Linked DNA regions of Homo sapiens: region 2 is linked to region 1. A link is an interaction called in ENCODE POLR2A ChIA-PET data of the cell type or tissue named here. Cell type or tissue: MCF 10A. All regions are shown on one strand. Links, peaks and the distances in the headings refer to the core of each region. The heading gives the core; the rest is flanking DNA. Region 1 overlaps ANAPC16 (anaphase promoting complex subunit 16). Region 2 has its middle 25 kb from the start of LINC03139.

Region 1 (2,816 bases), core at 186-2,685:
AAAGTACTCATCCTCTATGCCATAGTGATTTGTGGACTAAAATCCTAGGGTTAGAGGCAATTACAGCTTTTCCCCCTACATAAAGTTTCAATGGAGAAATGGTCTGGAGGGGGAACACAGTTTGTTGATGCAGAAATGAAGGCCTGGTGAGGCCTAATGTAACAGAAAAAGTGTTATCAGGATGTTAGAGTATAGACAGACCAGGAGGTATCGTACAAATACTTGAAGATGATGATGGTAACCAGTGGAGGACAACAGTAAAAGGAGGTTTCAGACAGGAGAGGAAAAAGTAACACAAGAGGAGCAGGAAGCACTGACTCCCTGGAGGACCAACTTTTTTTGTTTTTCAGACAGGGTCTCTGTTGCACAGGCTAGAGTGCAGTGCTGTGATTCCGGCTCATTGCAGCCTCAACCTCCCGGGCTCAAGTGATCTTCCCACCTCAGCCTCCCAAGTAGCTGGGACTACAGGTATGCGCCACCATGCCTGACTAATTTTTTCTTTGTAGAGATGCAGTTTCACCATGTTGGCCAGGCTGGTCTCAAACTCCTGACCTCAAGTGATCCACCCGCCTCAGCCTCCCAAAGTGCTGGGATTACAAACGTGAGCCACTGCACTCGGCCCCAACCTTAAGCCTCAATGTGGACATTATGACTAGATTAAGACCTAGAATGTTCTTTAATTTAGGAAGTCCACTAAAATAGCCTTGCTGAGTTTGGGGATTTTTGTCACAGCCTCATCCACCCCCTAGCAAATTTATTCTCACAGTCAAGTACGCAACACTCATGTGCTTACCATGTTTCACCTGTTTAAGCGTGGATGCCACTTGATAGCTAAAAACAGATTCGCAGAGGAATCTCTCAGAGCCATCTACAAACAAAAGGAGAAAAGGTTTTAATCTGCTCTAAAGGTTTTATGGCTTCTGATAAACCAAGTAAACTTGTCTATTCTTTTCCCTGCTTGTACATTCAGGGTCTAGTTCTCAGTGTTTACAAAGACGGGTTCTGCTTCATTTAGAACTAAGACTGTTATAAAAGCTATTTATTCTATACCTAGAATATTAAAATAGTCCCTCTACTTAAGAGTTTAAAAATAGTGTTTAAAAAAACAAAAACAAGAAACCTCCGTCTGATGTCCTGGTCAACACTTCCCTCCTCCCAACCTGAGAGTTCCTTAATGTTCTCCTGTATGTCAAGCAAACACTGGCAGCTGACACATTTGGCCTTGTGGCTGGCTCCTGTAGTGTCAAAATATAAAGGTTCACCAAAACTCCAAATCATTTTCAGTCTAAAAAACAAAGCTGAGGAAAAAATTGTTGATTTTTAATATATCAAATTACATCACTCTGACAATCACAGAACACTGCTGGGAAATTTCATTCTGTGAACGCAAACTGTAACCTTGATTTTCCAACTGAACCAAAACACTGCAATTTGGATGACGATAAGAGTATGGTGCAAGTTCAGAACCTAGAATTGTACTGGTGCCAAGAACTGCCAACAAGAAGTGGCCAACTCAGTTGCCACAGCACTTGGAAGATGATCATGAAACATAAGCTAGTTCATGTTATTCCTTGTCAGGCAAGGGCTGATACAGCAAAACATATTCTCAAAAATTTACAGCTCACGTAGAAACATTTGATTTTTAAAAAGGTAGCAGAAACCATTTGGGGGATGTACCTTATTGCGAAAATCCTAAAACAAACGGGGAGAGAGGACACAGCTGTCCTTTTTCAGGCAGTACTTCACGTTAGCACTACTAGGCCTCAAGCATTCACCCATCAATCATGGGTTGTTGTGTTGGCCAGGTATTACATGGCAAGCAGACAGGACTAACACATTCTGGCCTCATGCTGAGTTTCACACAAAGGAAACCTTATTTCAGAAGTCACAATAACCAATTAAAAAAAAAAACAACTATAGATACTGTATCCAAAGAGCTTGAATATATAACCAAGAGGGCATCCTTCCAATATCATCTTCAAAGTGATCAAAAAAAAAAAAAAAAGAGAAAAAGAAAAAAATGAAAGTATAATTATTGGGATGTATACTTTTTGTATTCTTCAGAGACAGTGTTACATTCTGTAAATTCAAACTCAGTCTCAAAAAAAAAAGGGGTTTGAATGTCAGCAGTCATTATCCTATTCATATTCTTGCTTAAAAAGTCCAATTATAACTCATATTTTATTTTAGAAAGAGGAAAGCATAGACAATTAGAGTTTACCTCCCAGATGGTTTGATCCTGAACTTTAGGATTACACACAAGGCAGTGGGAATTATAGGCTATAAGGATCAGGCCAAGATGTATATGGAAGCTCCTGAAAGTGCCACCTCTCACTTGCATTTAATCACAGGCACCATTAGGATAAAATAGTTAAGTTGTGATATTTGCATATTTTCCTTGGTAATGAACTTCAAAGCAAAAGGATATAAGCTAAACTTTCAAAAAGGAACCTCTGCATTTCACTCCACCACACTATATGCCTGTGGAACACACTTTTGCTGATTTGCAGCTCCCTATTAACGTCCAAGTCCAATTGCTTCTTAGCCACATCCTATTAGATGTGGTATCAGTACCAGTCTAAAGCCTGGAATTGCTCCAGAACGGAGTCAGCTGGGGGCAATCTCTTCCATTTAGAAACTGTAATCAAACCCTTTGTAACACAGCAGGTAGCAATACATCAGCTTTCCTTGTCAGGGACAAGCACAGGTCATAAACAGGGAAAAGTTTAGTAAATTACCCAAATCTAACACCATAGCCAACTCCAATAAATAAGGATGGTAACAAATACATTAAAAAGAATATTACCTCACAGTAG
Region 2 (2,816 bases), core at 274-2,773, 330 kb after region 1:
TTCACCGTGTTAGCCAGGATGGTCTCGATCTCCTGACCTCGTGATCCGCCCGCCTTAGCCTCCTGAGAGCAGCTATTTTTAAAGGCAGAAAACTTTTTACATCCAGGGCTGGGGAGCCTGGGGAGCAGGCACTCTCACCCTCTGTGCATGGGAGTGTAAATTTAGGAGAGTAAGTTGACAACAGGTACTAACATTTTAAATCCACTTCCCTCTGAATTAGCCATTCCACTTCCAGAAGTTGACCCTATAGAAATAAAGCGTGACAATGTCAGTTAGAGACTGATACAAATATATAGTTACAGGTGTAGATATTAATGTTTTCTGTAATCTTGTAATGCAGAAAACTGAAAATATGCAGCCATAAAAAAAGAATGAGATCAGCTGGGCGAGGTGCCTCATGCCTTTAATTCCAGCACTTTGGGAGGCCAAGGCAAGTGGATTACCTGAGGTTGGGAGTTCGAGACCAGCCTGACCAACATGGAGAAACCCTATCTCTACTAAAACTACAAAATTACCTGGGTGTGGTGGCGCATGCCTCTAATCCCAGCTACTCAGGAGACCGAGACAGGAGAATCGCTTGAACCTGGGAGGCGGAGTTTGCAGTGAGCTGAGATGGCACCATTGCACTGCAGCCTGGGGAAAAAGAGCGAAACTCTCTCTCTCAAAAAAAAAAAAAAAAAAAAAAAAGAATGAGATCATATCCTTTGCGGGAACATGGATGGAGCTAGAGGCCATTATCTCTAGGAAACTAAATCAGGAACAGAACAACAAATACTGCATGTTCTCACTTGTGAGTGGGAGCTAAATGATGAGAACACATACACACATGGAGGGGAACAACAGACACCGGGGCCTGCTAGAGGGTGGAGAGTGGGAGGAGGGAGAGGATCAGGAAAAAGTAAATACTGGGTACGAGGCTTAGTACCTGGGTCACGAAATAATCTGTACGCCAAACCCCTGTGACACGAGTTTACCAATATAACAAACCTGCACATGGACCCCAAACCGAAAATAAAGGTTTTTTAAAAATAAGAAAACTGAAAGTAACATCTATCTATATTTTTGTCTATGTTTATATGTATAGCTATATATCAATTGTGAACTGAGTGAATAAATTATGCTATGTCCATGCAATGAAATTCTATGCAGTCATTGGAAAAGGATAAGGTAAATCTATCAATACTGAGCTGAAAAAAATATCCATAGTATATTACTGAGTGTAAAAAATACAGATCAATATTAAGAGCATAATCCCATTGAAAAAATTTTTTTGAAATGGGGGTCTCACTGTGTTGCCCAGGCTGGTCTCAAACTCCTGAGCTTTAGTGGTCCTCCTGCCTCAGCCTCTCAAGTAGCTGGGACTACAGGTGTGCATCCCCACACCTGGCTCTATAATCCCATTTTTTTTTTCTGAGATGGAGTCTTGCTTGATCACCTAGGCTGGAGTGCAGTGGCATGATCTCTGCTCACTGCAACCTCCACCTCCCAGGTTCAAACCATTCTCCTGCCTCAGCCTCCCAAGTAGCTAGAATTACAGGCATGTGCCACCACACCCAGCTAATTTTTGTATTTTTAGTAGAGACAGGGTTTCACCATGTTGACCAGGCTGGTCTTGAACTCCTGACTGCAGGTGATCCACCCTCCTCGGCCTCCCAAAGTGTTGGGATTATAGGCATGAGCCACTGCGCCCGGCCTAATCCCATGTTTAAGAAGGAAAAAATGTATTATTCTGTAAACTATCTATACACTTACCCGTAAAGTGATGTCTACTTAAACTTGGGGAAAGTTTGGGAAGACTATGCCCCAAACCGGTAACAGAGGTTAGAATGTGGCAGGGGTGGGGGATGGGACGGTGGTGCTGGGAGCTGATGGGTAAAGATGGGCATTTCCCTTCTTACTGGACGATGTGTAGAGTGGTGGGATCTGGGGGTGATTTCTGAACTCTTTTTGTCTGTTTTTCAGCGTTAGAGAAAACATTAGGGATGCTTTGCCCGGACCATGGCATGCAGCCCAGCTGTGTGTCCAGGAGGGCATGTGAGGTGGGTGCTCATGTGGGGGCTGGGTCTTGGTCACACTGCATGGCTGACAGAGGCTCCATGTCCTGCACCATCTGGAAAGCAGGCGGAGGGGCCAGTCCAATGGGCCGTCAGCCTCTGCCCTACCAGCTTTAGGTGGGCCCTGAAATTGCTCCAAGGCACCTGAGGGACAGGACAGGAAGAGGGGTTCACGCCCCACTCTGCCCCAACATTTTCTGACAGTCACTCCATCCTCTCTGCCTCAGTCTCTCTCTCTTTAAACAGGAACCACATGGATTGCAAAGGCAAAGTTATGAAATATATACAATATGACCCTATAGTGTAAAACTATATATCAATTTTTATTTTTAATTATTATTATTATTTTTTGAGACAGAGTCTCGTTCTGTCACCCAGGCTGGAGCTCAGTGATGTGATCTCGGCTCACTGCAGCCTCTACCTCCTGGGTTCAAGTGATGCTCCTGCCGTGGCCTCCTGAGTAGCTGGGACTACAGATGTGCGCCACCATGCCCAGCTAATTTTTGTATTTTTAGTAGAGATGGCGTTTTGCCATATTGGCCAGGCTGGTCTTGAACTCTCGACCTCAGGTTATCTGCCTGCCTCAGCCTCCCAAAGTGCTGAGATTACAGGCATGAGCCACTGCACCTAGCACTTGAACCGGGGAGGCAGAGGCTGCAGTGATCCGAGATGGCACCATTGCACTCCAACCTGGGCAACAGAGCAAGAATCCATCTCAAAAAATAAAAAATAACAATAAAGCCAGGTACGGTGACTCATGCC

What was found. Peaks named below come from ENCODE experiments on the same cell type or tissue, not always from the same donor. Only the 100,000 strongest peaks of a DNase experiment are listed, where the experiment ranks them.
Region 2: POLR2A ChIA-PET joins it to region 1 with 5 read pairs; 7 of 35 experiments call an interaction of 5 or more read pairs at or near these places.

What each region holds. Positions count from the first base shown.
Region 1 is chr10:72,228,418-72,231,233 of GRCh38, reverse strand. It overlaps ANAPC16 (anaphase promoting complex subunit 16), which reads right to left. Exons shown (of 4, transcript NM_173473.4): 3 at 794-868. Among named protein-coding and RNA genes, the nearest start is that of ASCC1, 14 kb to the right of the region's middle. In MCF 10A, for the core only: no CTCF peak of the experiment used is centred there; a DNase peak (open chromatin) is centred at 1,473.
Region 2 is chr10:71,901,804-71,904,619 of GRCh38, reverse strand. No RefSeq gene overlaps it. Among named protein-coding and RNA genes, the nearest start is that of LINC03139, 25 kb to the right of the region's middle. In MCF 10A, for the core only: no CTCF peak of the experiment used is centred there; no DNase peak of the experiment used is centred there.